Linked DNA regions of Homo sapiens: region 2 is linked to region 1. A link is a loop called in an ENCODE intact Hi-C map of the cell type or tissue named here. Cell type or tissue: chondrocyte. All regions are shown on one strand. Each heading gives the region's core, and the rest is flanking DNA. Links, peaks and the distances in the headings are about the cores only.

What was found. Peaks named below come from ENCODE experiments on the same cell type or tissue, not always from the same donor. Only the 100,000 strongest peaks of a DNase experiment are listed, where the experiment ranks them.
Region 2: it touches region 1 in a loop (2.1-fold over the local background); 3 of 110 quality-filtered maps call a loop at or near these places.

Annotation. Positions count from the first base shown.
Region 1 is chr18:35,506,293-35,522,835 of GRCh38, reverse strand. No RefSeq gene overlaps it. Among named protein-coding and RNA genes, the nearest start is that of INO80C, 17 kb to the right of the region's middle. RefSeq lists an enhancer at 13,400-13,982. In chondrocyte, for the core only: no CTCF peak of the experiment used is centred there; a DNase peak (open chromatin) is centred at 9,075.
Region 2 is chr18:35,606,743-35,623,285 of GRCh38, reverse strand. All of the region lies in intron 1 of GALNT1 (polypeptide N-acetylgalactosaminyltransferase 1), which reads right to left. Among named protein-coding and RNA genes, the nearest start is that of MIR3975, 23 kb to the right of the region's middle. In chondrocyte, for the core only: CTCF peaks have their summits at 5,958 and 6,158; no DNase peak of the experiment used is centred there.

The DNA of each region.
Region 1 (16,543 bases), core at 6,478-11,477:
TAACTTCTTGGTGCTCCAGTTTCCTCAACTGTAAAGAAGAAATAATAATTGTTCCTGTCCCATGAGGTTGCTGGGAGGATTAAAAAAGATAAAGTGTTTACAATGATTAGCACACAGTAAGCACTCAATACCCAATAACTGTTATTACTCTAATCCATATGGTGAGCCACACTCAGGCCCTAGGCCATCAGGCAGATTGTCACCATAGCTGTGGAGGGCAACAGGTATCACTGTCTTTTGTTCTTCAGCCTCAAGGTTTGAAGTATTGACATTGTCAGAGCATGTGGTTCTCAGGACCCAGCTGCACAGACAGTGTTGTTACCTCTGAAGGAATTAGATGATTATATCATTAAGGACTCATTTTTTTCACTTGTTTTCCTAATGAGCAGTGTAATCTGGTTAAGAAAATAGGAACTTATAGCTTTGGGAAAATATGTATGAATTTTCACCAGCGGAAGAGATCAAAGAACAACATGATCAATTTGTTCAGGAAATGAACCCTGGAACATGGGACTTGGCACAAAGAAGTCCTCCGGCTAACCTCTTTTCTTGTTGAATTTAATCCAGGGATGGTCAGATGTGTTCTGATGCTTGTCTCCTTCTAGACCTAGAGCCCCTGAGAACCAGGGTCATGGCTTGTTCATTTCCTTGTTCTTAGTCCCCAGCACAACACCAGGCACATGGTAGGTGTTCAATAAACATTTGATCAATGGATGAAAGAATGATAAAACGAGTAACAGCTCACTGCCACAGGCTGCCTATCTCTTCCCAAAGTCAACCCCTTCCTGCCACTCCAGCAGCTGAATCCACAACTTACCTGTTAGTGCACAGGTAAGTTGTTGTGTAAGATAAGGGATTTTTTTTTTTTTTTTTTTTTTTTTGAGATGGAGTCTTGCTCTGTCACCCAGGCTGGAGTGCAGTGATGCGATCTCAGCTCACTGCAATCTCTGCCTCCCAGGTTCAAGCGATTCTCCTGCCTCAGCCTCCTGAGTAGCTGGGATTACAGGCACGTGCCACCACACCTGGCTAATTTTTTTTTTTTTTTTTTTTTGCATTTTTAGAAGAGACGGGGTTTCACCATGTTGGTCAGGCTAGTCTTGAACTCCTGACCTCTAGGCTTTAAGCATGGGAAGGCTAGGCCTCTCATCCTTCAAACCTCAGTTTCCAGCTTTCTGTATTTCAGTTGTTATCATCAAAAGCAAATATTTATTGAGAACTTGATCCCATGTGCAAGGCTGGATTCTGAGGATTCAGGTAAAGTAACTCAGCTCCTGAAGGGGCTAAGAATCTTATATCTGTTAGCTTTGGCTGCATAACAAGCCATCCCCTAAAGTACTGACATATAAAAACAAACATTTCTTATTTTGCTTACAATTCCATGGATTGGTTGGAATGGCTTTTCCGATCAGGCCAGCTTAGCAGGGGCTGGATGATTTAGGTTGGCTTTGCTCACACATTTGGTAGTTGGCCAGCTGTTTGGTGGTCTCAGGGGTTTCTAACACACCAATGGCCAAAACAGGTCATATTCCGATTCAAGCTCAGATTCAACGAGTGAAGACCTCTTGAGGATAGAAATGGCAAAGGGGCATACATACATACAGGCATGGGAGAAATTACTGTGGCCGTTTTGCAAACTATCTACCCCAGGTCTCTTTGGGACAACACGGGTAATGCATAAAAACATAAATAACTATATGAAATAGCACCAGATACATGCCAGAAAAGCTTTACAGCTGAAGTCAGACTTGAGTTGAACAGGAGAGATAGCCTGAGATTGGATGGAGGCAGGGGAATGTTTCAATTTGAAAGAATACTGCAGATGTGGAAATGCATTTGATGTGTTCAGGGGGCCTACGAATGTATGGCTTTGACCATGGTAGAGAGCTCACTTAGGGGGAAAAGGGGAACTGAGGACAATAAAGCAGTTGAAAGCCAAATTAGGCGAAGTCTTGATGGAAGGAATTTGAGCTTAATTCTCTAGGCAGTAGGGAGCAGTGTAGGGTTTTTTCGGTTCGTTTTTTGTTTTTGTTTCTTTTTGGAGAACAGGGTCTCACTCCTGTTGCCCAGGCTGGAGCACAGTGGGGGGATGTCAGCTCACTGCAGCCTTGACTTCCCGGGCTCAGGTGATCCTCCCACCTCAGCCTCCCGAGTAGCTGGGACTACAGTCATGCGCCACCATGCCCGGCTAATATTTGTATTTTTAATAGAGACAGGATTTTGCCATGTTGCCCAGGCTGGTCTCAAATGCCTGAGCTCAAGAGAAATGCTGCCTCAGCCTCCCAAAGTGCTAGGATTACAGATGTGAGCCACTGTGCCTAGCTACAGTGTGGGTTTTTGATCCAGGGTCAAGCAATAAGAAGATTACTCTGCAAATAGTGCCCAGACTGGAAAGGGAAGTTCTCTGATTTTGCCACAGTATACAGACACAACATCACACTTGCCTAAAGTATACGAGATCAAGCACAAGAAGGGCCTTTCAGTGATGGGTGGAGGGTGAGTCTTTGTTATAATTGCTATGTTTTGTTTTTTTGTTTTTTAAGTCTATGTGTACCTTGGTTACAAATATACTAGTACTTACCTTCTAGGGTTGTAGTAAGGATTGAATTGGTGAATATATATTAAAGGCTTCAGCACAGCACTTGGTTTTTGGTAATTCAGAGTAGAGGGATTTTAGAAAGGGAGTCACAGTTGGGCTGGGCGCGGTGGCTCACACCTGTAATCCCAGCACTTTGGGAGGCCAAGGCGGGTGGACCATGAGGTCAGGAGTTCGAGACCAGCCTGGCCAACATGGTGAAACCCTGTCTCTACTAAAAATACAAAAATACAGGTATGGTGGTGTGCGCCTGTAATCCTAGCTACTCAGGAGGCTGAGGCAGGAGAATCTCTTGAACCCGGCAGGCTGAGGTTGCAGTGAGCTGAGATCAGGCCATTGCACTCCAGCCTGGGTGACAAGGAAAGACTCCGTCTCAAAAAAAAAAAAAAGAAAAAGTAAAAGAAAAAAAAAAAAAGAAAGGGAGTCACGGTAAGCAAGAGAAAAGCCATGTGTACTGCAGTGTCTCCCTTCAGAAGGTCCCAGAGCCCTTCCAGCTAGCACAAGGGAGACCCAGCCCATCTGACCTCACAAGTTGAGCTTTTAGCTCTCTTCCAGGATAGCAGGGCTGGTCAGGGTGTGGGGGTAGAACAAAGGGAACCAGGGGAGTAGAAACGACTGAGAACATGAAGCAGAGAGACAAACGATCTTTCAGAACACCAACATCAGACAAGGTCACTTAGACAAAACAAGGCCACTTCATAATTTTGCTTAGGCACAGACAAAAGTAGTTATTGTGTCACCCACAAAATTATAAGCATTCCTCCCTTGGCTAATATGAGTGACTGCTGTTTCTTTACCAATTATAGCTTTATTCCTGCTCTAGCGAGCCCTCTCATAGATAAGTTTTCTCGACATAACCAATCACAGAATTGTCCTCACTTTCTGATATTGTGCAATCCAGGGAAAGCCTCTGCCTTCCTGGTTCCTCTTTAATAACCCCCCAAGCCCCAACCCCATAATAGAATTTTTCTAACACACTGTTATTGAGATGCCCCATGGTTCCCCTGGTGTAGTTCTATCTCACTATGAGAAGTACACCCAACACCTCGTCAGCTACAGGTGTGTTCTTGGTGGACTTTGGTTGGAGGGCATTTATACACTGTTGACCATGGGCACTTTCTTTTCCTTTTTCTTTTTGAATTTCTTTTGGAGATACGGTCTCACTCTGTCACCCAGGCTGGTGTACAGTGGCACCCTCACAGCTTGCTGCAGCCTTGAACTCCTGGGCTCAAGGGATCCTCCTGCCTAAGCCTCCTGAGTAGCTGGGACTACAGATATGCACCACTGCACCAGGCTAATTTTTATAAAGGCTGGGTCTTGCTTTGTTGCCCAGGCTAGTCTTGAACTCTTGGCTTTAAGCAATCCTCCTGCCTTGGCCTGCCAAAGTGCTGAGATTACAGGCATAAGCCACCAACCATGTGGCTGATTTTGCCACAGTATACAGACACAACATCACACTTGCCTAAAGTATACGAGATCAAGCACAAGAAGGGCCTTTCAGTGATGGGTGGAGGGTGGGCCTTTGTTATAATTGCTATGTTTTGTTTTTTTTGTTTTTTAAGTCTATGTGTACCTTGGTTACAAATATACTAGTACTTACCTGGCCATGAGCACTCTGAATCCTGAGACTGAGTGTATTCATTGTGATTCTCCAGAAAAACAGAACCAATAGGATATATATACACACACATATATATATATATGAAATTCACATTTATTATATGAACTAATATATTGTAATGTTTATATACATGATATAAATAAAATAAGGAATCAGCTCATACCATTGTTGAAGCAGAGAAGTCCCAAGATCTGTAGTTAGCAAGCTGGAGACCCAGGAGAGCCGATGGTGTGGTTTCAGTCTGGGTTCAAAGGCCGGAGAACCAGGAGAGCTAATGATGTAAGTTCTCGTCCAAAAGCCGGCAGACTTGAGACCCATGAAGAGCCAATGTTTCCCAATGAGTTCAAAGGCGGGAGAAGAGTCATATCTCAGCTCAAGGCAGGCAGCAGGAGGAGTTTTTAACCCCCTTACTCACAGGAGGGTCAATCTTTTGTTCTATTCAGGCTTCAGCTGATTGGATAAGGCTCACATTAGGAAGGACAATCTGCTTTACTCAGTCTACCAATGTGGATGTTAATCTGATCCAAAAACACCCTCATGGACACATCCGGAATAATGTTGGACCAAATGTCTGGGCACCCTGGGGCCCAATCAAATTGACACATAAAATTAGCCATCACACTGTGGTTTGATGTTGGCCAAAGACCTAAAGAAAGACCTGGATGCAGCCAGCATGCTGAAGGTGTGGACAGTGAACAAACAGATGCTGAGATGAAAAGGACCCAGGTGACCTCTGCAGCCTATGTCTGTTGCCTTGGCCCTGGAACACTGTGTTCTTATTTTTGAAAGTTTGTAAATAGAAGGAATTTTGTACAGGACCACAGTGAGAGGTGGCATGTAAGTGCTGGTTTGGAGCGTTATCTGCTCTACCACATAGACTTGGGGCCTTGGAGGCAAAGGGAGTCTCTGTGGCCAGGAATCAGAGTCCAGTTTCTTGAGGGCCCTGGGCACAGTCCACAGAATGAAAGGAGGCTAAAGGGGGAGTCATTTGGGAAATCTGAACAGGAAATGACCATTCTTTTCCAAGAATTTGGACATGACCCAGATGTGTCAAGGTTGTCCATCAAGTTGGTGTCATTTTCAGGGCCAGTTTCAGGGTTATGCCACCTGGGTAGTCACACAGAGTCTATGTACAGGGGCCCAGGCTTTGTTGTCACTGTCCTGAAATTTTTAATATCTTTGAACAAGGGACTCTGCATTTGTATCTTGTACTGGAACCCACAAATTGTGTAGCCAGTCCTGGACATGTGGTCTGCAGCCCTAAATGGTGACACCCATTCTAGATGTAGAGAAAGAGACTGATTCTAGAGTGGACCCATGAGTCCCCCGAGTCCAGGTGTGGTGCCACCAGGGCACCCCTGGCTACCTCAGGTCAGTCTGGGTTAGACCACAGCAACTGAGCCCCTGAAATTGTTTTTCTTTGCAATTGAATTGTTTTTAGTAAATTTAAAAGTAGAAATGTCAACTCTTTCTTCCTCTAAACCTTAGCACCTTGTGTGTGGCTCTCATCCATGCTGGAGTTGCAGGAGGAAGATGGGAAATGTGTTAAGAGTGGGGTGGAGCCAGGAAGTGGGCAGTGGGCAGACAGTGACGGTGGAGGAGGCCAGAGGTGGCTCAGGGAAGTCCTAGAGGAGAAATGTGTGGGTGGTTCTGATTTGTCAGGAATTCCATCACAATTTTCCATATCCCTTCATATTATAATAGACTGGCTTCGTGCCCCACATTAGGCCTCAAGATGCAGGAAACAGCAACATTCAAGCATTAGGAGAGAATGTCAAGTACCTGGCTTTAAGCTAGTGAATGTACTATTACTTGGTTAGTTTAAATATACGGTACACGTATTTTTCCGTTTGACTTCATTACCACAGTATAACAGCATTGTTTTCTACCAGTGTGATTGCACATGCATTATGGATTAGTTTTAGCGAGGTTTTCATGTGAAACCGAATTTTGGGTGCCAACTAACCAAACTGTAAATGCACTTTTGGAACACAACTTGTTTGTAAGCTGGGGCCATGCATGTTTAAAATTAGGAGAATACTGGATTGCAAAGTCCCAATGAGAGTGACACAGCATGAATGCACTATATATATCCTTAGGAGAATTACAGAGGGAACTGGTCTCCATAAGGGCCTCAGTCATATGCAGTGATGATGTCTGGGGACATTTGCAGAGTTTGCAGAGTTTCTTTTTTGTTTAAGTCCATGAAACCGTATTTGACTCAATGCCACTCTGTGAGGTGTCTGGAACCAGCTCTTGGTATCTATTTTGACAGCCAGGAAACCCGGGGCCTCAGACAGAGACTGCCTGGCTGATCTAAAGGCAGAGGGTGCGTATGAGCTGAAGGAGCCATTGCACGGGAGGATTTTAGGAAGCAAGGCCAGGGAGCCTCCTGCTTTGAGCTGCCCTCCTCTTTACCGCTCTGGTCTCTGATGTTTTGTTTTTGACTGGTGTGTCTGGGCTCATGTTTTATGAGAAGACTCTCTAAATATTTTTTCCTGCCTTTTCATCTGAGCTGGAGTTCACCCTGTCTTCATTTTCCCTCAGCAGGAATGTGGCAGGCAAGTGAGTGGAGTAACTTCTAAATGTGACTGACTTTTATCTTTCCAAAATCTATGCTCTTAGGTCAGTCCCAGTAGTTCTGGAAGAAGCACGAAGGGAGAAGAATTTTCCCCAGGCTAGACAGAATCTCCCGGGGCTGGAGAAAGATGGTCTGTTGAGTAGGCTGAACCAGCGGGGGTGCGAACAGGAAATGGCTTCATTTTACTTTCTTTGTCTGTCTTGAAACATTTTTAGTTGAATTTCCATTCCTGACTCCTTAACATGTCAGGCTAACTTTTACTTTTAGTTTATAAACTTCCAGTAGCATTTAACTTAAAATGTCACCCCCAATTTAATCCTAACTCTTTCCATCTTCCCTGCACAGGGCACTCATCACAGCGTGGAGGCAGGAGTGTGGGCAGTCCTCTTTGCTTTCCCTCCTCCACCTCTCAGTGTGCCCCAGCAGCGAGAGGCCACATCCCTCTCCAGTCACTGACAACTCTTCAAAGGGCTCCCCCTTTTGAATTTCTTTCCTTCTCTTTAACCTGAGCATAGAGCTGAAGGTAGTGGACCAGTTTAGTCTCCTCAGTTATGTGGGGATGCTTTTTAGGATGTCAGGGTGTGGAAGGGAAGAAGGAATAAATAGAGATACACACACACACACACACACACAGACACACACAGACACACACCCCACAGTGCTCTGTGGAGTCCTGACACCTGCGAGATCTGCGCTGAGCTGCTTGGCAGCCTCCAGAGAGCTGGATGGACCCCAGAGAGGAGAGGCTGCCAACCGAAGACCATAAGCCGAATTTGGTTGTCGAGACCAATGTCTTGTTTAGCACGTTGTTATAAACAATTCGAATGTCACCCCAGTTTGTCATTGAGCAGTGCTTCTTAGATCCTGGGCCTCCATGGGCTCCACTGATGTCCATTCACAGCCTGGATCCTGTGACCCTGCATGGGAACTTAGACCACAGGCTGCCTTGGCCCAGATTCCCACTCCTAGGGGTACCTGGGGCACAGAGGCTGCCAAGGAACCTGGGACCTGAAGAGGCCATTTGAGAGCAAGGACAAGAGCTGGTTCTCCCTCAGTACATACACATACCCTGGCACTGTGTAACCTGGGGAGGGGAAGAACATTCCAGCAAGGACAGCTCATGTCATTCAGCAACTCAGAAGATCTGGGGCTAGGAGCTAGCTATTCATTTGAAAGAATCAAGCAACTTTTCTTTGCAGTAAACTTTTCTTCAGTTAGTGAGACAAAAAAAAAATTTAGAAGGTAAAATTAACAATTTGTCAAGTTATCTTATTTCTCACATTATCTCTCAACTGTCCTTTCAAACATCTATTTTTGCTGTCGTCTTCATCATTATGCACAGTCACTGCCTTTAAATAACTGGATGTGTTTGTCCATTCATTCTTTCAGCCATTCACTAAAACCAGGTGGCCACCGCCTGTGTGTGATGGGAACTTAGGACAAAAACAGACAAACCAACAAAATACAAAAATAAAAAGTCAGACAGTGTCTCTGCCCTGGACAAGTCTATAGCTGGAGGAAAGAGAAGGTATGATCTTCAGAAACACACTTGCTGCCACCACAAGCAGACACACCCTAAATCATGGCCTTCTGCTTCTTAAACTGGAACTTATTTATTTAATAGCACCTCAATGTGGTGTGGATACACTGGTCCAGTGGCCACTGTCCTCTGCACCCCCAACTCCCCATCAAAGGGAGATGGAGGATGGGGAGGTTTGAATCAGAACTGGTGCGTCTCTGCCTGGACAACAGAGAGAGCCACTTGAAAAGGTGGCTGTGTGTGTATATGAATATGTATGTGTGTAAAAACGTATATGTATATATTTGTGTTATGTATGTGTAGATGTAGGAGAGTGAGTGTGATTTTTTTATGTGTGACTGTGTACATGTGTATACATGCATGTGTGCTACGTATATAGAGGTGTGCATGTATTTTGTGCGTATGTGTGTATGTGTATTCTGTGTGTGTGTACACCTGTGTAAGATATGATGCCAAGTCTTGGGACAAGCAGGGGGAGCCGAGAGCTAAATGCTTCTTAGTCCCACAGCACAAAATTGCAGTCAGAGGTGGGGCTGTGGGCATTGTGGCCAATGGTCAAGACTGGAGCCACACTGACAGGAGCAACATTTCCCAGGGGGGCTGTGAAAATGGATTCCTTCTCACTATGCAGTAAGTGTCCCTGATAGCTGAGATCAGCTCTTGGCTCTCCTGGAGGGCCTGGGCCTGGCTGAGCCTGAGCTGTCTGCATTCTGTAAGGCACAGCAGGGAACCTGGGCTGGAAACCCTGGCTGAGACAGGCTGCCCATTCCAGAAGCATGACGAAGTCACTCCCATGCGTGGGGCCATGAACCCAGGGCAAGAAGGGAGGGTTCCGAAAGCATTGCAGGCCTCAAAAGGCTTTCACCCAGTGGGGCAAAGGAACCCTGGGGCTGCTGGGACCTCAAACTTTGCTCCTCCTTCCTTGGGATACTGTCTGAAACTGTCTGGCTCCTAGTCAATAAAGGGAACACAAGAACAACTGCCATAACGCTGGGTAGAGTGAAGGGGAGCACCTAAAATTCAGGGCTATAAAATACAGGGTCAAGTTATGAGGAAATGACTGAGTAGTCAGGAGTGGCTCGTGCAGCCAACAGACAGGTTGAACTTGGCTCAAGTTTATGCAGGGTGCATTCCTGCTTCGAGGAGAGGTTAACATTTCCACATCCTGGAAGGTGCGTGGGATGTCTGGTCTGGGAGGGGCAGGAAGCTTAGCTTGTCAAGAGGCTGCCATAAGACTACCATGATTATCTATGACATAGGAGTCCCAGAGCCACCCCAAAGCCTTTGTGAATGACAGACAATAAGAACCAACTTCCTATTTGCTCAGATGTCACCCTGTGAGAGGTGAGTAAAAGGAATACATATTTTGACAGAGACCAGTTTCCCTCTGTGAGACTGTCCAGATGGGACATTCTGGTCTCTGGGGGGTACCTCATGATATGAGCACCCCAGTGTCATGGGGCAGTCCTGGGTTCACACTTGGTGACCCAGGTCAGGCAAGGTGATGGTGGGAAGGCCTATGTGAGTTATTTGTGGTGTCCCCTGTGCATCTCCTTCGAAGTAAAGGCCTGTCTATTTGCCTTTGTAGCCTGTTATGGAACTGGGGAGCCCATAGCACAGCTGGGGTGTGGGAGCTAGTGAGAAGAAAAGACCCCTCCATAACATGGGGACTATGGGCCCCTCTACAAAACTGACCTGAGGATGAATGTGGCAGTGCATGTGACATCTTGGGCAAACGGCTTGGCACATAGGACATACTCGGGACATAGAATGCCTGGGCAATTTTGCAGACTTGTTTCTCCAGCTGAACCTTGGCCTCACCTAAACTTAATCAGCCTGCTGAGCCATCATAATAGTAGAGTTGCTTATGCCAGTGGCACAAAAACATGACTTCCCCTACTCTTTGTGAAGGAGGAGGAAATGAATTTAAGAATGCTCATGATCCTAAATTTCAGGTGTGTTTTAGAATAATTTTGACATTATTTACTCCTTTCCTAATAATCTTACAATCTTAAGACTTTAAGCAATTCCAATATGGGAGTTGTAGTTATAGGACATTGAGCTTGGTCGTTATGGGAGTTTTACATTAAATAAGTGATACATTTATTAATAAGATACAGCTGCCTTGAGTGAAATCACAGGATTTCTCCCCAAGGCTCCCATTTGAGTTGGTTGTTCTCCTTTGTTGTGAGATTACTTCAAGTGTCTATACCCTAAGGTGGTATAACATTTCAACCTGCATTGCTTCTGGATGATTTAAACACCTCAAAGTCCATCAGCAGGAAATCAATGGCACACTCAAATTATGAAAATCTGTGGAGAGTTCAATGAAGTAACAGTTTAGCAAGGTTTGGGCTGGGTGTCAGGAGATCACAAGGGAGCTAGGGGACCAAATATCTTGAACCTACTCTCCCTCACCTATTTCCTGCTGAGTTTCCCCATTGGCTGAACCTACCTGGGCACCAGAGGGCAACAGAGCCCTTGGTCTCTTCATCTGGACAGTTCTTGGGCAGAAAACAGGGGAGAACGTCATTTGATGGGGGAAGGAGTGTTTACCAATTTCAGATATGCACATCTGGGATAGAGAATTGAATGAGCTCTCTAGGATAGGAAAAATATAAGGGATAACTCCTAAAGGAAAACCAAAAAAATAACCTGTGTTTCATGCTAGGCAGATCTAAGCACAACTAGCCTAATCAGACTTAGGCTAAGAGTTGGCCTCCAGGGACTCAGTAAGAAGGGGATAACCATGCAGGCACATGGTTGAGCTGGCTTTCTCTGGGGCAAGAAGTGAAACTGTGATGTCTTCCCCAACACCCTCATTAGGGCTGGGCTCTGTGGCTGAGAGAGTTTCCATCTTGCCCATTCTCTGTGCCCAAAATACTCACCGTCCTTTTTGACTCCTGATTGCCAAGACCTGGTGTGACCCAATGCTGAGCCAGTCCAGGTCACAACAACACTAAAAAAAGATCAAGAAGGCAATAGGAAAAGGAGAGAAAGAGAAGAGAAACCAAATACCTCAGAGACCTCAGCCAAGGCAGGCCCACAAGCACACACAAATAGACGTTCAAGGATATGTACATGAAATAATAAGAATCAGAAACATAAGGAACTGGAAAACAGAGAGATGAGATGAAGAGACTTCATGGATTTTGATGATAAACGTATATTTTAATAGCTGCTGATAGCTTGGGTTTAGGCCATCAGAATAGATGCTCACTGCCTTTTGCAATACTGACCAACTCATCAACAATAAAAATAACTTTTCTTTGGGAGGTTGAGGTGGGAGGATTGCTTGAGGCCAGGAGTTTGAGACTAGTCTGGGCAACATAGCAACACCCCATGTCTACAGTAAAATTTTAGAAAGAAAAAAAATGACTTTCAAACTCTATATTTATTCTTGAAATCAAGGCATATTTTATTAATGAGTTCTAAAGATGTTTTTAATAGTATGTGATAAAGCAAATCAAAGTGTGGGTTTTTTTTTTTTTTTGCAATTTATATTCAAGTAGGAGTAATTCTGCCTGGGGGCAGATAACATTCACTTGGAGGTATATCTGAATTGGACCCTGCGGAATTTCCAGGCCAAGGGAACAGCATGAGGCCTGGAGCATGGAAGGTAGTCAGGGCTCAGTCAAGACAGCAGTGAGTCCAAACCTGGGCCCAGAGGAAGCATGGGCAGTGACAAGGCTGGAAAGATGAGCCTCATAAAATGTGAACATGATATTTGCTTTCTCTGCCTCATGGCAGAGTATAATGAAATGTAAGTAAAAATGCTTTGGATATTAGGAGACACTGACTTTTGTCATATATGCTTTTAGATTTTTCATTGAAAAATCAGGTCAGTCATTTTGCCATTAAGAAAGCCAAGTAATGTTTAAGAGATACACAGACCTGACATATAACATGGGCAATCACTTAGAAGAGAAAGTCGTAAATAAAAAGACATCCTCCCTGGTATTTGCTTTCCAGTGGAGCTGCTGCAGAATAAGCAGGCATCAGGAAATTGCATCGGGAATTCCTATGCAATGTGCTATAATGCTGCTCTTAAAGCAGTCAACCACATATCAGGTGCTCTGAGGCAATATGAGAAAAGCAGTTTATAATCTAATTAGAAAAACATTCAAGAACCAATGAGAAAATAGCATAAGGTAGTGCTTAACAAGAGGCTCAGTGGCGTAGTTCTGGCTGTCAGGGTGACAGGAATTTGGAGAAAGGTCTGTGAGGTGTTGACAGAGTCTCAGGGAAGTTAGATGGATGCCAGCTGGGCCTGGAAGGATGGAGCAAAACTGAAGAGTGCAAAAGAGAGAATATGTTGTTTGAGGGGTGGAGACCATGAGTGGCAGAGGAAGGGGTGAGAACCAGCTGTGCTGAGGACTCCTGCCTGGCCAAGGGTCCCGAGTGAGGGAGCTGAAAACATCACTAAGGCATCTGGAGTAGTACTCATTCTCAGAATCTGCTGGTTTCTGAAAGATTCGGGTTAAATGTGACAGAGGCTCTTTATGAACTCAGCCCACCACTAGAACATTATTCAGATGCCAGCTTCATTCTTCTTGTGAGCTAGCAGGGATGATTAAAAATAATGACACTAAATACTGTTGGTAAGGATGTTGATGCTGACAACAGCAATTGGAATTGTCAGTTGTTGACATTTCCTGGATTATTATGGTTATTTTTAAATAACAACCAGAGAGCCTCAAAACAGCCATAGATATCTGCACTGGAAAATTCGACCAAACACTTATGGAAGAAATAATACATAATATTATAAGTCTTCCAGAAAATCAAAGAGGAGGGAATACTTTTCAACTCAGCCTATGAGGACAGCATTACCCTAATACCAAAAGCAAAAACTCATGACAAATTTGTAGCAAATTAAATCCAATGTTACTACAAGGGTAATACATTATAATAAAGTGAGATTTAACCCAGGAATTCAGGGTTGGTTTAACATTCAAAAACCAATCGAATTTGCCATATTAACAGAATGAAAGGAAAAAGTATATGATATCCTTACTAGATGCAGAATAAGCATTTGAAGAAATCCAACCTCCATTCCATATTTAAGACTTTCAGAAATAAAAGGGAACTTCCTCACTTGATAAAGAACATCTACAGAACACCTGCAGCTAACATCATACTTAAGGGTCAAAGATGAATGCTTTCCCTCTAAGACTGGGAGGGAGATAGGGATGTCTGTGCTCATGGCTTCTATTCAGCATTGTACTGAACAGTCTGGCCAGTGCAGTGAGCAAGAAAGAAGCAGCAGGGCTTTGATTGGCTCAGGCCTGGCACTGAGAAGAGGGGAGAGGTCTGCCAGGAATGCCTCTGATGTTCTCCAGCACACAACGGGACATCAGATACATTGCTGATGCAAACCAGCAGGACCACTATGTAGCTGTGTGACCTTAAAACATCCTTTAATCTCTTGGAATCTGTTTCCTAAGTGATGGAGTGAGCATAATAGTAGCCCACTGGCAGATTTGTTGTGACGCTTAAATGGAGTAAGATTGTGTCAAAGTGCTTTCAAACTGGAAAGCGCTATTCCAGCGTTTGGATTTGCTACATTCATATTGAGTGACCAGGGAAGCAATGGGATCCATTAGGAATGTAACAGGGAGGTTTGAGGATTTGGGATTTGAAGACCAAGGTCTAGACTAGGTGCTCGAAGAGGGGCTGGGGGTCAGGCTGAAGATGGGGACTGATACCTGCTAAGCTGTAGCAGGACCCTGGAGCACGCTGTGCAGGCAGCCAGCTTGGGTTGCATCTCTCCTTCTCTCGGGTGGGGCAGAGGCATGCTGGTTAGCAAGAGGAAGGGGCACGGGACAAGAGGATCCTGGATCAGCTCTCTTAGCAGGGGTACCCTCCTTATTATTCTGTTCTCTCTCTGTTGACTTTTACAAGCTCTTTCCATCCTAAAGACTTCTCCTGGCTCAGAGGAAAGTGATCTGACAAAATAACTCAAAGTGAGACACCAGGGATTGGTGATTAAACACTCAACCTTTCTGGGGGAAGCATCTGCCTTTTAAGAGGCCTCAGGGTCAAAGCCGTGCCTACGGTGGCTCTCCAGGAGTTTGGAGAGGTGCTGGGGCTCCTATATATAAGATATTTTTGGTCTTATTCTTCTGTAAGGAGTCCCCTCCTCCCATACTGAGTTAATTCATTGCTTGCCCTATAGCAGGGGGTAGGGGAAGTGGAAGAAAAGCCCTCATGACAGAAGGAGGTACAGGAGGAAGGACCGTATAGGCATGAGGTGAGGCTGGGGAGAGAAAGGGCAGATGCGGCAGTTTCATAATCTGCCCATAGCTGGCCTCAGGAAGAGCACCCAGTGACACAAAAGCCAGCTCATCGGGCCAGCCCCACAGGGAATGGCCAGGAGGGCCAAGGGCTAAGGAGGACAACACCGGTGTTTGTGATGTGTGTGCATTTGTTAGTGTGTGGCTGGGCATCTGGACGGGTGGGAGGAAGGAGATTTCCTTTGCTCTCAGAATAAGTACCTGGTGAGATCTTTGCTTGAAGGATAGAGTGAAAGCATTCAAATCTTTAATTGAGGAATCATGAACCATTACGTTCTGGGACTAGGAACAAGCCCTTGCCTTGCAGATGGCTACTTCAGATAATGGGAAACTATAGTGGCTTGCTCTGGCCACCTCTTGGTTTGACAAGTCCTCCCGCATATTTTGCATGGTTTTGAGAAGTTGTGTCACTTCTGGACATGTGACAATTGTGTACTTTGGGGGCGGGGTGGGTTGAAGGTGTGGATCCTGGGAGCTTTAACTATAGAAAACAATAAGGAACAAAATAATGTTCTGATGCTCTTTAGTTGTGATTTTTTTAAAACTCCAGGAAGGGTAAACAACTGGCAATCACTTTAGCTCTTAGTATCATCAGTAGCCATAGCCCTAGCGGTCCAATATTTGCACCCATTTTTAGGTTTGAAGACTTCATCGTTCTAAAAAGCCAAAAATGTAAGATAGAAATTTTTCAAGTCTCTCTTGCTGTGAGGGCCTGAGCACAGGCTACAGGCTCCACCCACCCACCCAGTGGCCCACCTCAAATTTCATGCAGGAGAGCTTTGTGAGAGGAGGCAGGCACAGGCAGCAGCATCCCACCTGCCTTGGCCAGGCATGAAAGAGTAGGTGCGTGTCATCCACGGTGGTTGTAGCACTGCCTCTGCCACTAGCTCTTTCACACTCTGACCATCCTGCCAGCTCAGCCTTACTCTCCAGAACAAAATGACTCCACTCTGGGACCAAGAACTCTTCTTGCAAATTTCTCTTGTTCTTTCCCACACTTGTTTCCAAAGCCCTTTAGGTCGTCAGTGTCCCTGCACCAATTAAATCTCTGCACTTGAAGCAGTACATCTATGGCAAATGTGTATATGTCTGTTGTTTAGGGTCCACCCAGAGCTGTCCTGGGCCTGTCACAGGGAGACACCAGAAAGTATGTGACAAAGGTAGCACTTCTCATGAAAATCACAAAAAAAGCCAAGACTTTCATAGATGAAAGTAGTCTTATAGATCATCACTGCTTTACAAGTAATAACTTCCTCGTCCAGAACTATTGCATCCTTCACTTGAGGTTTTACCTGAGTGTGATTTCTGCTATATCCCACTGCCTCTCCGCTTGCTCGGGGCATTTGTTTGGCAAATATAGTTATGTAGTATCAAGTGCAATGAAAAAATCCTTGGTGTAGATGAGTGGAACTCTCGTTTGCTGCTGGTGGGAAGGTAAATTGGTACAACCACTTGTCAAATGGAAGTATCTATTAAAGTATACTCTGTGACCCAACAATTTCATTCTTGATATAATCCAACAGAAGTTTACCTATGTAGGCTGAAAGATATGTATGCACAATGTTCAAAGCAGCTTCATTCAAAAGAGCCAGAAGACCCTGGAAACAACCTAAATGTCCAGCAGATGAATAGTTACACTGTGGCTTGTTCTCACAGTGGAAAACCATACAGCCACGACAATGAAGTACTGCTACATGCTGCAAAAGGAATCTCCTCCAAGGCAGACACACAAGAATACATACAGTACACGACTGATTACATTTCTATAAAGCTCAGAACTAATCTCTGGTGGTTGAAGCCAGGAAAGTGGTAACCTTGGGGATTGGCAATGGGCATGAAGCAGGGGCTTTTAGGTGCTGATAACATTCTGTTTCGTAAGCTGGATTACCAAGTATGTTTACTTTGTAAAAAT
Region 2 (16,543 bases), core at 3,731-8,730, 100 kb before region 1:
CTTCTCATTACATGTAACAAAGACATTTTCAAGTAAAGAAATGTCAAAACAAATTAAGAAATGCTAAAGGAAGTTCTTCAGGTAAAAGGGAAATGACACCAGATGGAAACTCAGATCTGTCAGAAGGAATGAAGAACACCAGAAACGGTAAATATATGAATAAATATAAAAGCCTGATTTCTTCCCTCTTAATTTCTTAAAAGATGTATACCCAATTAAAACAAAAGTTATAACTCTGTGTTGTACAACTTATTAATATGAAGATGTGATAGATGACAAGATTAGAACAAAGAATGGAGGTGTGGGTAAGAGGAAACAACTTATATATTATATAAAATAGTAAAACTCAGCACTCCTTTAAGACACTTAAAACAAAGAACTCATGGAAAACTAGAAATAAGAATTTGGTTAACCTAACAAAAGATATCTGCCCTAAATCTACAGTTAAAAAAACAACTCACTTACTGTTAAAGTTGGGAAAAAGACAAAGATAAATGTCTTCTATTACTTCTTCCTGTCAACAATGTACTAGAGAACCTATCTAGCGCAGTACAACAAGAAGGAAAAAAAAAGAGATTTAGAATCAGAAAGAAGAAAACGAACAAAAAATAATAGAAAATCCAAGGAAATAAAGACAATTAGAACAAGAACTTTCAGCAAGGTTGCTGGATACAAGATGAACATACAAAATTCAGTTGACGTCTTCTGTACCAATAACAACCAGAAAATTGCTAAGCCAGGTGCTTTGGCTCATGCCTGTAATCCTAACACTTTGGAGGCTGAGGCAAAGAGTATTATTTGAATCCAGGAGTTCGAGACCAGCCTGAGCAACATAGGGAGACCCTGTCTCTACAAAAAATACAAAAGTTAGCCAGTCATGGTGGCATGTGCTTATAGTCCCAGCTACTTGGGAGGTTGAGGTGAGAAAATTGCTTGAGCCTGGGAAGTCGAAGCTGCAGTGAGCTGTGACTATGCCACTGCACTCCAGCCTCTGTGACAGAGTGAGACCCTGTCTCTTAATGAAAAATAATAATATTAAAAAAAGAAAAAGAAGAAAATTGCTTAGAAAGATCTACAAAAAAATTAAGGAATACTATCTTTATGTGTGGAAGGATTTCTATAGTAAAGAAAAAAATTATCTTTATATTAATCTGTGTACTTACTATAGTTCCAATCAAAATCTCAATATAGTTTTTAAATAGAACTTTAAAAGTAGATCCTAAAATTACATGGAAGAGCAAAGCTAAGAAAGCCATTACAATTTTAAACAACAAGGTCAGAGAACTCTGTCTACCATATATCAAGATATGGTAACTAATTTGGTGTCATACACAGGCAGACACACATGAAAAGACCAATGAAACAGAAGACAGCCCAGAATCAGACCCACATGAATATGCAAACTTCATATATGACAGAGATGGCACTATAAATCTGTGTGAAAGGGATGGGCTATTCAATAAATGTTCATTCATAAGTAAAAATAAAATTCCTACCTCATACCATACAAAAAAACATTAAAGGCTTAAAGGCATAAATCTCTAACACTCTAAACTATAGGCAACTATTGTCACGTCATTAGATCAGGAAGAATTGCTTAAGCAATATTCAAAAAGCACAAACCACAAAAGAATGAATAATTTCTACTACATAAAAATTAAAATTTTTGATATAACCAAAGACATCATAAGATATGCGAAAGTCCGGGAAGAAATATTCAGATACATACAGATAATGAACAAAAGATTAGTATCAGAATGTATTAAAAACTTCTACAAACCAAAACAAACAACAGACCAATTGCGGTGATTCATGTCTATAATCCTAGCATTGTAGGAGGCCAAGACAGGAGGATCACTTGAACCAGAAGTTCAAGACCAGCCTGGGCAACATAGGAAGACCGCATCTCTACAAAAAGCAAAAAGTAAAAAAAAAGAAAATTAGCCAGGTGTGTTGACACGCATCTGTAGTCCCAGCTACTTGGGAGGCTGAGGTGGGGGGATCACTTGGGCCTGGAAGCCTGAGGTTGCAGTGAGCTGTGATCCCACTACTGCACTCCAGCCTGGGCAACAGAACGAGACCTTGTCTCTAAAAAAAAAAATAAATAAAACAAACAACAAAAACACACACAATTGAAAAATGGCCAAAGATATGAACGGGCAAATCATAGACAAAGAATCATAAACATGGAACATATAAGACAACATAAAAATATGCTCAATCTCCGTAGTACTCAGGAAAATGAATCTGACCTCATCAAACTGGCAAAAACACAACTAGTAAGAAATAAGGAAATGGGACACTCACACACTGTTGTTCCAAGTGTAATTTGGCACGGCCACTTTGGAGAGCAATCTGGCAATAAGTATCTCATAAAGCTGAAGAAAGCACTACCCTATCACTCACTAATTTCACTTCTAGGTACAGTCCCTGGAGAAACTCTTACACATGAGTATAAAGAGACATGATTGCAGGATTGTTTATAATGACCAAAAAAAAAAAAAGTAACAACCTAAATGTACACATGAACTATACAATAGACTACTATATAGCAGGAAAAACGAATAAACTAGAATTATGTGCATCATTATCAGTAAACAATGATGAATGAGACAAAAGTGATTTACAGAATATGTACAATATGTTCCATTAATATACAGCTTTAAAACATATTAAAATAAAACAGACTGCTTATGGACACAAACACTGTAGAGAATAATATGCATGAGGATAATACACCAAATTCTTACTAGTGGTTGTTTCTGAGGAGGGAGGAAGGGAAGGGCTTCAACTATATCAGAAATTATTTTATATAAAAGATCTAAATTATGGCTGACTGCTAGTTGTTCATTCAATAGTTTCCTCTTCTTTTTTTACAAATCAAACTGCTGTATTACTAAAAGTGGCAATTTACATCTTCTGGCCTGCCTTGAAGATTAGGTTGGCCAATATCAGAAATCAGTGGGTGGGAATATGGGAAAGATTTTTAAAGGGACCAACTTCACAGAGAGAAGGGCCATTTTGCCCTCACCCCTCGATTCTGCTGCCTGAAAAACAAACACAACGGATGGAGCTGCAAGGACCTTCTTTGCAACCAGGAGATAACCCTGAGAAGGAAAGTCATAAGCTAAAGACTGCAACACAGAAAGATAGGAGCTGGGTCTTTGCTGACCACATAGCTGCCATATCCTGAGAGGAAAAAACCTCTATCTTGTTTAAAGCACCTTTTTGTGGGGGAAGAGGGAATACAGGGACCTTTGCGATGCTGCCAAACCTAATGCTAACAAACACAGAAGGAAATCGGTCAAAATAGAAAAATAAGACAAGACTCAGAGGAGAGGTGGTTTCATGGCTTGTTCTTTATCTTCTGCTAACTGTACTTTTGAATAGGCTTTACATTTTTTATTTAAAAAAACCTTTTACTTCCTAGACTTTAAACAGAGATTCTCAAATGTTACCCACAAACAACTGTTGGTCCACAGATCAAGTTAAAACGCAGAGACAACATGTATACTCTATGAGGTGGCCCACCAGAGTGGATAAAGAATTCACTAGAAGCTTGCCAACGACACTACTGAGCGCAGACAGTTACTACACTGTTGTCATCAGTACTGCCACTGCCAGTTTGGATCACAAACAAGACTGTATGATCCCACAGTCTCTTGGCGCTGGACTATGGATGAGAAAGACCAAAAACAATTTGCAGACTAAATGGAAATCTCTGTTGTCACTCCCTTTTCCCAATTTTTTTTTCCATGCATTCCCCAGAGCTCAGTGCCATACTTTTCCTCCTGTATAACTGGATCATCTGTGAGGAGAAAAAGAAGAAAAAAAATCTCAAAGGACAGTAGTACCCTTAGATGAAATTCTTTTTTTTACATTTGTAAGCATGAAGGTTCTTTTGAGAATTGCTTTCCTTAATACACTGTCTGATGTTACTAGGTTACTAACTTAAGCGACCTTTTGAGATCTAAAAAGTTTTCAGATTTGCTCAACAGAACAAATAAAAACCAAAACTTGAGTTAGGGGTAGATTTTAGATTTTTGGCCCTAATAATAGCCTGAAATATTTAGTTACCATTGAAAAAACAAAACAAAACATATATTAGCATGTTACAGAAAGACAGTGTTCTGGTTAGTCACAAATTCTACCTTACAGATTTATCGCAGGTACCACACACTGCAAAACAACCATACCCTTCCTTTTTTCCTTAACTAATCAGTAATTTGGCATATCGGTTTTTAAGTTGCTGTGTTTTCTAACTTGGTTTCTCTCTTACTAGTCTCTCCCTAATGTCATTTAACGTCTCTTAGTTTATAGCGTTAGTGATTGTTTTGCATTCTTGCCTGCTGATTTTCCTGTGAAAAGCTATTCTCTGCCTCCCTCCCTCAACTCGGTCTGCCCTGTAGTCTCAGGCTGCTTCTGCATTGCTATCAGTTAAGATCCATTCTAGGGGATGACCTCAAGCGCCTTTTCTTCATATTTGTTTCAGCTCTTTGGAGGGCTGATTATAGGATTTGCTTCCTGCTCTCAGAACAAACAAACAAACAAAAACAGTGCAGTACAATTAAGTTGACATTTTACTTAACAATGTAATAGGAAAGTTAAGTAAATTGTTGGAAAAAAAAAACTCTGAAATAAACCTGCTATTTAATTCACATCAATAACTCAAACATTTCTTTTGTATTATTTTTTAAAATTCTAATTCTCAAAACTATTCTACTAAAACCTCTAATCACTTGGGTTATCTCTCCTTTTCTTTTAAATACACTAAACAGTTACACATGTTTGTCTTTATTACCCATAATGCAACTAAAAGATAAATTTTTTGCAGATGTCATTTCTCCACTTGAGCTTTAGAGAATTTAAGAATTAAGTTCATCCATGAGCAGTCTTTTTCAAACACACATTACAGTCTAGTCTCAAGCTTCCTTCTTGAGACCCTAACCATAAATTCAAGAGGAATAACTAAAATTTTTTAAAGATGTATTTAAACTAAACATACCAAAGAATATATACTTTTTAATGAATACAAGATTATTTTACAGGTTTAGACTACATTTAATGTAAATAATGTTAATTATGAATGAAAATGATGTAAAATTATTTTCCTAATGGTACTGCACATAATGCTATCTCATTGCACAAGAAAAATCAGAGCAGTTAACAGTTTTGCATTTTGCTGTGCTGTTAACTGCAGTAGTGCTCTCTATACATGTTAAGTGCTTGGCTATCAAAAAAAAAAAAAAAGAACAGCAAAGCAGTCTTAAAAGATGAAACCTTTATCTGCTAGAGCAAAGTTTATGGTTTCATTATAAAGAACCCTAATCTGAAGAGTTATCGAAAAGAAAAGAAGAAGAGAAAGGGAGAGAAATAATTTTTAAAATAGGTATTGTTTTTATTTTTTTAAGGAAAGCTTTTTTAAAAAAACTAAATGTGCTATGTTGATCTTGTTTTGAGTTTTGAATCTACAAATCAACTTAAAAAGACACTTTAGGGACCACTGAGGAAATATGATTATGAACTGGGTTACAGATGCTACTAAGCAATCACTGTTAATTAGGAATGTTAACAGCATTGTGGTCATATTCAAAATGTTCTCATTTTAAAGGATCTATACTGAAGAATGTTAGAGGTAAAATGACATGATGTCTTCCATTGCTTTAAAATACTTGGGCTTAAGAGCAGGGGAGTGAGGTTAGATTGAGAGGTGGAACACAAGTGGGAAAATGTGTTTGCTGAATCTGGAGAATGGATACAGGTTTAAGAGGGCTCGTTTCACTGTTCTGTCTACTTTTATATATGTTAGAATTTCTCGAAATATGATGTTAAAACAAAGAAGTAACTTTTAAACGTGTTTCAGATAGCTAAACGCTAAATTAGGATTTAACATCTTACTTTGGATTTAACATCTTACTTTGGCAGGCCAAATACTGCATACACTGGTGTTCTGTGAACAAAAGCAAGGCATATAGTAGACATTTGTTCACTTAACAAATTTGTTAACTGCCCTACTATATGCCAAGCATTTTACCAGACCATATGAGAACAAAGATGAGTTAGACAACATCACTGTCCTTAGGGAGGAAATGGTCAATATAAATACCTGTAATAAATGATTCTTGGTGGTGTGAGAGAAGAGTCTAGAGAACAGTAGCCACAGACAGGAAATGGAGGGGGGAGCTGTCTGAATGCCTGCAATGCGCCGCTTGCATTACATTCACCCGTCACTGCTGCTCAAATGGGGAAGGAACTACTCATAAAGTTTTGTTTGTTTTCATACCACACCTCACTCTGGCATAAATGAGTCAGGATCTATGGTTACAGGGTTCCTCAGTGGCTTAGGCATTAGAGAGAGAATTTTATCCTAATAACAACCCTTTCAAGTGGGTTTTATCTTCATTTTCAGCTGAGGAAGCTGAAGAGTCAGAAGTTTGAGGGGTGGACCATACTAGAGGACTGGAAGGTCTGAGAAGTCACAGAATTTGAAGAGTGGTGCCAATACAAAGGAGGAGAGAGCTCTGAAAAAGGAGTCTGAGACGATGCTAACTGCCACAGAGAAAGATTACGTGACACTGGAAGCTGTTTCTGCCAAGTATTCAGCAAGCTACCATGAATGTGGAGATTAAAACACAACACTAAAACACTAGAAGGTTTTACAACCTGTGCTAAGCAAAAGGAATCAAACATTACTCAAGACTTCAGGTGAGGATATGCAAGCCTTAGTACTTCTCATTAGCCATATGCAATGCAGGTCAGATAAAAAAAACACCCAGTGTCCAAAGCAATAACAGCTATATTTCTTTTAATAGAGATATAAATTAAACAGGAGAATAAAAGCATAACAACAATTACCAAGCACTTACTGTGTGCTGAGCACTTTGATGGGCACTGTATAACAATACTCCCAACAACCCAGTAAGCCAGGTACTATTATGCACACCATCTTACAGATAGGAAAACTGACACTTTAAAAAGTTAGGTAATTTGGCCAGCGTCACATAGACTATACATGTCAAGGCCAGAATTCAAAATTAGTCAGGTCCCAGCAACTATGATGAAACCCACAAACCTGTATCCTTTACCTTGTCTACCTCTGCAATTTACATAAATTAAATCATATTATAATGTATTCTTCTGCTACCTTTTAAATCCAACATTACGTTTTTAAGACTCATCCATATTGATGTAGTTCACTAACTTTGGTGTCATAGAGCAAGGGGTGGCAAACTAGTATTTTTGTAAATAAAATTTTATGGGAATGCAGCCACTCTCATTCATTTATATATGGTTTACAGCTGCTTTTGCACTACAACGTCAAAGTTGTTGGCCTTTACAGAGACTGTACGGCCTGCAAAGGCTAAAATACTTACTATCTGGCCCTTTACAGAAAAGTCTGCCAACCTCTGCCATGGAGTAGTGCAGTGGTATACTTGACAATGTCCAACTTTTACAATTTTGTCAATGTAGCTTTAATTTGTATTTCCCTGAAAACAACTGTTTACTGGCTATTCATTTTTCTCCTAAGAAACAGCTCTTGCTTTCTTCTGCCATTAACTGTTTTCACACTTACGTATGTATGCGTACTGACATATGGGTGTGTGCATTACTGATTCTAAAAATCCTTATCCTTTGTATGCAAAATATATTCTACTTGTGTATTTGTGACTAGTCTTTACACTCTCCTTTCCATGCACACAAAACCCAAGAGATCTTAATTTTAGTACAGCCAAATTAATAAACCTTTTCCTTCAACAATTGTGCTTTTGGCTTCCAAAGCCTGAGGTCTAAAATACTCTCTAATATTTTATTCTGGAGGCTTAAGTTTTGCCTTTCACAATCTAGTCTTTAATCCATCTGAAATTGCTTTTTTTAATACAGTGTTAGTAAAAACCATTTTTTAAAATGTGGCTAAGAATCCCAACCATTTAAAACGTATTCCATTTCCTTGATTTGTAACATTAGCTCTGTCATGTATTAGCTTTCCACGTACTTAGAGTTCTGGTTTTTGCCTTAACTTCCTTCCATTATCTATTTGTCTATGCTTGTCCAAATATTATGCCATCTCAATGATTAAAGTTTTACACTATCTTAAAATCTTGTAAGACAAGTACTTGCTTCAGGAATGTCTTAGCCATTCTTGACCCTTTGTATTTCCAAATAAATTTTAGAATTAACTGGTCAAATTCCACAAAAACAAACAAAACCATACCCTGCTGGGTGTTTTTTTTAATAGCAATAAATTCATATATTAAAGACAGATTAATTGATACGTTTATAGGAAACCTTCTTTCTATGAACATGGTATGTCGTCACATTTATTTAGGTCTTCTTAATGTCCTTCGATATATTTCTATACCTTTCTATTTAAAGATCTTGCCCTCTCTTTTTCTATTTATTCCTAGGTGGCTTTTTATTTTTTTTACTATTGAGAAATATTTTTATTACATTTATTATTGTATGCTGCTAGTTTAGAGTAATAGAACTGACTTTACCATAATGATCTTCTTGTTGATTAATTGGCATTCCTTGCAGATTCTGGATGTTAGTCCTTAAATTTTACTATATCAATCATATATTCGCAACTTAATAAACTCCTGAATTTTCTATGAAGGTACTTATATTCACTCTAAGGAATGACCATTCTGTTCATTCCTCATAGCCCTGTAGCTCTTTGTTGCTTTACTGCACTAACTCATATCTCCAGTGCAATTGTGAAGAGGCAGGGTAACAGTGGGCATCTTTATATCGCTGCTGTTTTTCAAAGGAATACCATTAATGTTTCTCTATCAAATACTATGTTTGCTGTAGGTTTTTCACAGATGCCCTTTGTCAGGTTACAGAATTTCCCTTCTGTTCTTAGTTTGTTATGAGTTTTTACCATAAAAGAGAGATGAATTTTAATAAATTCTTTTTCTGTATATTTTAGGATGATATGGTTTTTTTAACTTTAAACTGCTTGTGTCGATAATTACATTAATAGTCCTTCTAATGCAGAACCAAGCTCGCCTTCCTGGAATAAACCCTTTGTTCAATATCCAGTATTTCCTTTATACACTGCTGAATTCAACTTGCCTAATTATTTTTGATAGTCTTTTGCTCTTTAGCCGTATTTTATACTCTCTAAACATATTAAGCATTTATCTTATATTACATATCTGACAACTACAATATCTGCAATGTTTGAATGCCTGATTACACGGTCTCCTTGCTCTGCTGATTAACTCATGGTTTATATAAAGTGTTTTTGGTTTTTTAAATTGTGAATGCATTTCTAGGAAGAAACTTTACCTGTGTCAATTCTCTGAGGCCTGTGTTCCTGTATTTCTCCAGTGAGGATTTCATTTGATTCTCAGTCCTGAGACTGAGACTACTTTTCACTAAATTCTTGGCTTGGTTGTTTTTTTTTCCCCCACCATTAAGGTAGTATGAACTTCAACCCCAAATCCAGTTAGAGTGGAACTGCAGTTATAATTTTTCGGGGAAGGTTATTTTACCCTTCCAGTGAAAAGCTGAAACAGGCAACCTTGTTCCTATGCTCCCTACCCTATACTTTTCCAACCACTGAGGGATAGGTTTTTTGCTTTTTCCTAGTTAAACCCACTGACAGCTTTCAGGGAGCTTCAGCTTTACACAAAGGTCTCTGGATCTTACTTAGCAACTGCTTGATCCCTAGACACCGTCTGGTACCCTATGGCCACCCTGCAAAAGCCAAAGTTCTGGGTTTTGAAGGACTTACAAATACCAGAACCCTCAGCACGGGAGCCAGTATCACTACTAACTTACCTCCCTGGATTCAAGATTTCTTGTTCTGGGCCTCTGGAAAGTTTCCTTACCTCTTGTCAGCTCAACGATGCATTTAAAAGATATTTTGAATATTAAGTCCAGTATTTTTAACATTTCATAATGTGGGACCTTTTTTTTAACCTCTACTCTGCCACGCTGCCAGAAACAGAAGCCTCTTAAAGTTTTGAATAGTCTGCTGAGTATTTTTCCCCAAAAGAAATGTACATCCACTTCTAGAAGCCAAAGGAAAAGCAATTCATTGAATTAACAAATATATTCTAGGCACTCAGTACGTATCAGTAAACTAAACAAAGATCAATGCATTCAAAGCACTTCTGTAGGAGCAGAGTAGGAGACAGGAAATAATAAACATAAGTAAACTAGATTATAGCACAGAAGGTATTGCAATGGAAAGAAAGAAAAATTGAGTAGTCAGGTAGGGAGGACCATGAGTGCCTGGTGGAGAGGAGCTGCGATCTTAAACAAGGTAGCTATTACTAAAACATTTCTTACTTCCCTATAACATACCACTGATTAATTTTTTTAAACATAAAATTTTAAGAAACTATGGGTACTTTCCTCCTCTCCTGGTGTGAGGTATGATGGAGAGCTGCCTACGGATTTTTTTTTTTTTGAGACAGAGTTTCATTCTTGTTGCCCAGGCTGGAGTGCAATGGTGCGATATTAGCTCACTGCAACCTCCACCTCCTGGGTTCAAGCAATTCTCCTGCCTCAGCCTCTCGAGGAGCTGGGATTACAGGCACCTGCCACCATGCCCAGCTAATTTTTTGTATTTTTAGCAAAGACAGAGTTTCATCACGTTGGCCAGGCTGGTCTTGAATGCCTGACATCTGGTGATCCATGCCTTGGCCTCCCAAAGTGCTGGGATTACAGGCGTGAGCACCACGCCCGGCCTAGAAAGGTTAATACTACATGACTCCATCTACTTCAAAGAAATTGGGGCACACTTTAATATTAATTGGAAATGCTAAAAAATTTATGATGCTATTTGTTCAAAAAAATTAAACAAATATAAAAATAAACACGATAGGCTTAGAGTGAAGCTTTTACTGAAAAAATGGTTAAATTAGCAGACTTATCTTTCACATTTCTAAAGATAATTAGAATTTAATTAGTATCACTATTAGGCAGTTCTTTTGAATTTTAAACCTAATCCAGAAGGCAAATTGTCCAATTATATCTCCTTCTATCTTTCATGGAGATGTACCCTATTTTTAACTCATTAAAACAGGTTTTTTCTCTTTTCATAAGAATCATGTGTGAAGTTATTAAATCACATCTTAAAAATATTTAAATCCAAACCTAAGACAGTATTTTGCAGCCTTATAATTATTTTCATTACTTTTCCCTTTATCTCTCAATTTTTCCTTCTCTTAAAATGTAGACAACAAAGCTAGAGCTCATATTTTATATAAACACTGTGATATAATTACATATAATAAATGATGTCTTTTTTAATGATACAGGTAATAAATAATGATGGTAATGAGGACACTTTATATTGCCTGTCAGATAAAACTCCCAAAGGGCAAGGCCTACAAATTTAGAGACAGGATTTTTGTGTAAAAACAGAAGCTTTGTGGGAAACTTTTGTCAGGATCCTTTTTTCAAGACAAAAAAGATTAGAAACAGTTTTACACAGAAACAAAACAGACTGAGTTAAGAATGTTTCCCAAGGCAGTCAAACACTGCATTTACCACAACAACGTATTACCATTAGCTGGTGGTGGTGCTGCCTAACACAGGGTCCAAGCTCTAGGCAGCCTCTGGCCAGCTGCCATTCCCTCCACTCTCAAGACCATGAGAATTCCTCCTGCATTTGGCACATACAATTAGATTACCAATTCCCAATATTAAACTTCCTCCACATCCTTACTTTTGTCTGATTACATATTGGACCTTGATTGAATTTTATTTTACATACTCTCAGATGTATAAAGAGAGCAAATTGTCTTTTAAAAACCTGAGTTAGATAACATTCGATTACATAAATATTTCTCTAAGGTTGCTGCAAATTATAGCAAATTTTCTTACTGACTTATATAAAATATTAAAAAGCTATTAAATAAAATACCTGAAAGTTAAACTATGGCACAGGGTGGAAAGTCTCTGCAGTATGTTCAACTGCCTCACTTTCTCTCACACAGTATTCCTGCCTTAGAGGTATCAATCCCTTGGCCAATTTAGTAGCTCAGCCAAAAAATGAGAAAAAAAGTGAAAGCATGGCTCCAGGGACCTTCCCCTGCTCCCGAATCCGTATTCCCACCACATATGCACTTTAACCAAAACAGCTCCACCTTTATCTTTTCTATGCATTGGAACTTGTTAGGAGATATTTGAAAATATACTCCTGCTACTAAAAAGTTTGAAAATCATCCACCTACAGCAGCAGTTCTGAAAATGTAGTACAAAGACCCCCACCCTATCCAACTCAAGGGGTCATCAAGACCCTTTCAAGGGGTCTGCAAGGTCAAGACTATTTTTATACTATGCCAAGTCACCATTTGCCTGTTTACTGTCATTCCCTCCTAAGCATGTGGCTGAGGTCCAGAGGCTACATGATATGCAGTATCAATAGACTGAATGGAAAAAAGAGGGTATGAGAATCCAGCTATGAGAAGCCAGACACTAATGGGATTTACACAAATGTCAGATAATGCCACACTTCTCACTTTTTTTGTTTTGGAAAAGTTATTTTTCATAAAAATGTTTATATTAACATATCACAAGTCTATTATTTTAAATAAATTATTTTTAAATGTCTAGGTTATCTTTAATTTGGTAAATATCAATACATATGAACCCACAAAACAAACTCTTCGGGGTCTTCAGTAATTTCTAAAAGTGTAAAAGGGTTTAGAGAACTACTGGATTAAGAACAATTAACTCACAGAAGAAAATTCAAAATCCATAATAAAAAAATCCACTTATATTCCCATCACAAACATTTATTAAATGCCAGTTTTATGCTGGGCTCTAGATCTACAGCAATAAACAGGACAGACAAGGTCCCTGCTCTCATGGAACTATAGTAAAGCACTAGGACACAGACAATAAACAAAAAGTGACAGCCAGTAAGGAACGCTCCATAAACAAACAAAAAGAGGAGTTGGCTTGTTAGCAAGTGACTGGGTGGCTACTTTATCCTAGGTGATCAGGAACGGCTTCTCTGAGGCAGGGCAATGAGAAGCAGCCTGGAAGAGCAGGGAGCCAGACACAGGAAGATCCTGCAGAAGGGCCTTCTAGGCAGAGACCACACCCTGGTTCCACTCTGCACCTCTTTCCCATGCCCTGCTCTTCATTCACATCCAACCACTCCCAGCTGCCCAATTACGTCATGCTTTCTCTGGCTTCCATGTCTGCACAGGTGTTGCTTTCTCTGTCTAAAATGGCCTCACAAATTATATAGCTGTTCTATTCCTTGAAATTTGAACACTCTGTGATCCATAAAAGTGTATCTTCATGGTTCCAGGCATAATAAAAATTAAAAAATTGAAATGATCTGTGTTCCATTCATCTCAAAAAATGACTTTCAGAACTATTTTCAACCTCGATCTAAAAGGATCAAATGTATACTGAAGAACAACCAAATCCTAGGGATTAACTTCATTTTTAAATAGTAAAAACATTAATTATTATTTGGGATGTCAGTGTTAAAACCTATGTCTTCAATGTAAAGAATCTAAGGGTATTAATACTAAGCAAAGAGTGGGCAGTTGATTACAATCAATATTTTTTAAAAATCCACTCTGTCTCCTGGTCACTGTTTTCTCCCAAATGCTTCTGATGAAATGTTGTGCCCATCCTCCATTAAAAAATAATTATCTTATAGGAAAACTTCCTTTTTTTGGACTGTCCAACATCTATGATGCCAAGACAGTGAAGAATTAAAACACAAAATTTAGAGCTACAATTAATCTAAGTAAACTATCATGCATAGCAGTGCTTTCAATTCCTACATTTAACACATACTATGACAGCACACACAGAAGAGGCTCAAGGGCAGCAAGGCGCTCCAGGCAAAATTATCCAAGAGCAAACACCATCTCAAACATGAGGTCTGAAAAGCCAAGCTATTTCCATATCCCAAGAGATGGGCTGCAGGAACAATGCTCTATTAATCTCATGTTATTCCATATATTCTGCATAAAATGACAGAGATTTAACTGACCTGAATTTTTTTTGTATTAAAATTCCATTTCAATCAAAGCTTAGCATAGCTATCCTCTACAGTACCACTAATATCAATCAAAGACCAACTTTCTAAAGACAAAGGCAGAAGAAAAGTAAAGAGGGATAAGATTTAAAGTAAAACACACCACCAGTGGCAAGCTAGGTCAATAAACACAGACTGCTATTTTAAAAATGCCAAAAGAAATCTTAGTCTGACAAAACTGGGTAACTGGATTTCTGGAAAACTGGGTTTGTAATGAGAAGAGTTTTCTATAACATAAAGCATTATACATATGTGATTGCTCTTTACTGTGGTAGGTTCAGGGATTTGTTTAGAGAAAGCTTTTACTCTGTTCACTAATAAGGAAGAACTGGAAAACTCTTGTAAGAAAGAACACCTGCATTTGGACTTACAGTGCCCCTATGATGGCTAGTGCTTAGTTATTTCCCGTGTCTTGAAGAAATAAGAGAGCTGGAAGATGCAGAAAACTAGTCCTTCTTTTCTGTCATTCTAGTAGTATATGTATACTTTATACCTTGAATGTTGATCTTTATTACTGCATTTATCATACTATATTATTTTTACTTATTCAGTTGCCTCTGCCAAACTGTGAGCTCCTTGAGGGAAAAGATCACATATTTCATTTTCGTGTCTTTCTTTTGTGTCTACAATGCCTAGTACCACACCTAGAGTACATAATAGACACTAAGGTTTATTAAATGAAGAAACAAAGTGAATCTTTGTTTAGTTTGGCTGAAACAATCAGTACAGCAGAAACCTAGGTACAAATTAGGCATTAAATCAAACAAGAAGATTCTGAGTGGTGTTTTACACTCTTTTCACACCAAGGCACAGAGGTGGCCTCAAGCAACAGGGAGTTTACTTTTAAGATACAGGAAGCATGGGAGAAATAAAACTACCTCTATTTATAAATTACATGGTTATTTATTGGCAAAATTCTTAGAAATCTTAAAAAACATTAAATTTAATAAGCATGCAAAGTAAAAGATCAACATAATCTAATCAATTGCATTTCTACAGATTAGTAGCAAACAATTAGAAATGTAAGTTAAAACATCCTTTTATAATAGCAGAAAACCCACAAAATTTTAGGAATAAACTTAGCAGTAAGACAACTTCATTGAAAAACAAAAAATATTACTGAGAAAAATTTTAAAATATCTAACTAACTAGAGAGGGATCTAAGAAATAGCTACTAGATGATTTGATATTGTTAAAATATAAAAACTGCTGTATAGATTCAAGGTAATTCCCCCAAATCCCTATTTTTAAAATAAAAATTGGCAGTTACCCTAAATTTATATCAAAAAAATTTTAAAACATATATGAAGCACACTGCAAGACATCCCCCAATATTCATGTCCCTTCCAGCAGTTACAGAACCCCCAATTTTTGCTAGGTACATGGACCACTAGAATAAAGATATAGTTCCAAGTTACCCTTGGAGTGACTAGTTGGAGGTTCTAGTTGATATATGACAGGAAGCCTTGAGTGTAACTTCACATAGGTGTCTAAAAAGGACTGTAGCATGACCGTTCTTTCACCCTTCCTCCATTCTACTGCGTGGAATGACAATATGATAGTTGAAGTTTCATTTGAGACCATGAGGATGAAGACCAGCCCGAGTCAGCAAATACGAAAGTTAGAACAACTAAGATCCCAGAAAACCATGGAGCCACCATACCAGCCCCCAGCCTCATACATGAGCTGTATAAGTCCAGATTTAGACATGAGACAGAAGTACCTCTTCCTTGCTTCAGTTACTCTTACACTAAGCCTCTGTATGTAACTAGTACCAACACCCAATCCTATGCTACAGCATGCATGCAAGGAACCCAGGAATCCCAAGCCAAACAGGGCAGAAACAACCATAGAGTAAGGCATCACAGAAGGAAGCAGAAACACAATGGCTCTGGCAGAACACAAGGCCCCACCAAGGACCCCAGCAGAAGGATTAGTGTCTCTCAAGGACTCCATGAGGACAACACTCCAAGAGCCTCTTCTCTTTTCATCCCCAATCAACTCTGCTCTCTCTTTTTTCTCCACCCTCACTTCCTCTGATTGCCTCAAACTGCCTACGAATGATAATGGCTTTTTTACTCTCCCATGGCACTGTGTTAGACTCAGGGCCTCTGTCTTAGACTGGGAAGTTAAATTCTCAGGAAGAGGGCAGAGTGGCCAGCCTACTTATCTTTTCAAGCCAGGTCATATCACAGCAGGTGCTACTGACCTGGCTGCCTTGAGTCTGGTGCTCACTTCTGAGGGGTACAAAATATGACCAACTAAGAGCACCTTTGAGCAGGAACTGTGGGGGTCAGGCAGTTTCCTCTGGAATGTGATATAAATATGGCCAGTGCTATGACTATGTCTCTCACAGTGGATGGTCACAATCTATAAATCCCAGCCTCCAAACACACACACACACACACACACACACACACACACACACACACACACACACAAAACATCAACAAAGAGATCTGATCTGGAATCCCAAACCCCACTTGAAACATCCAAGAGTCTGACCTGGCATTTTACCCA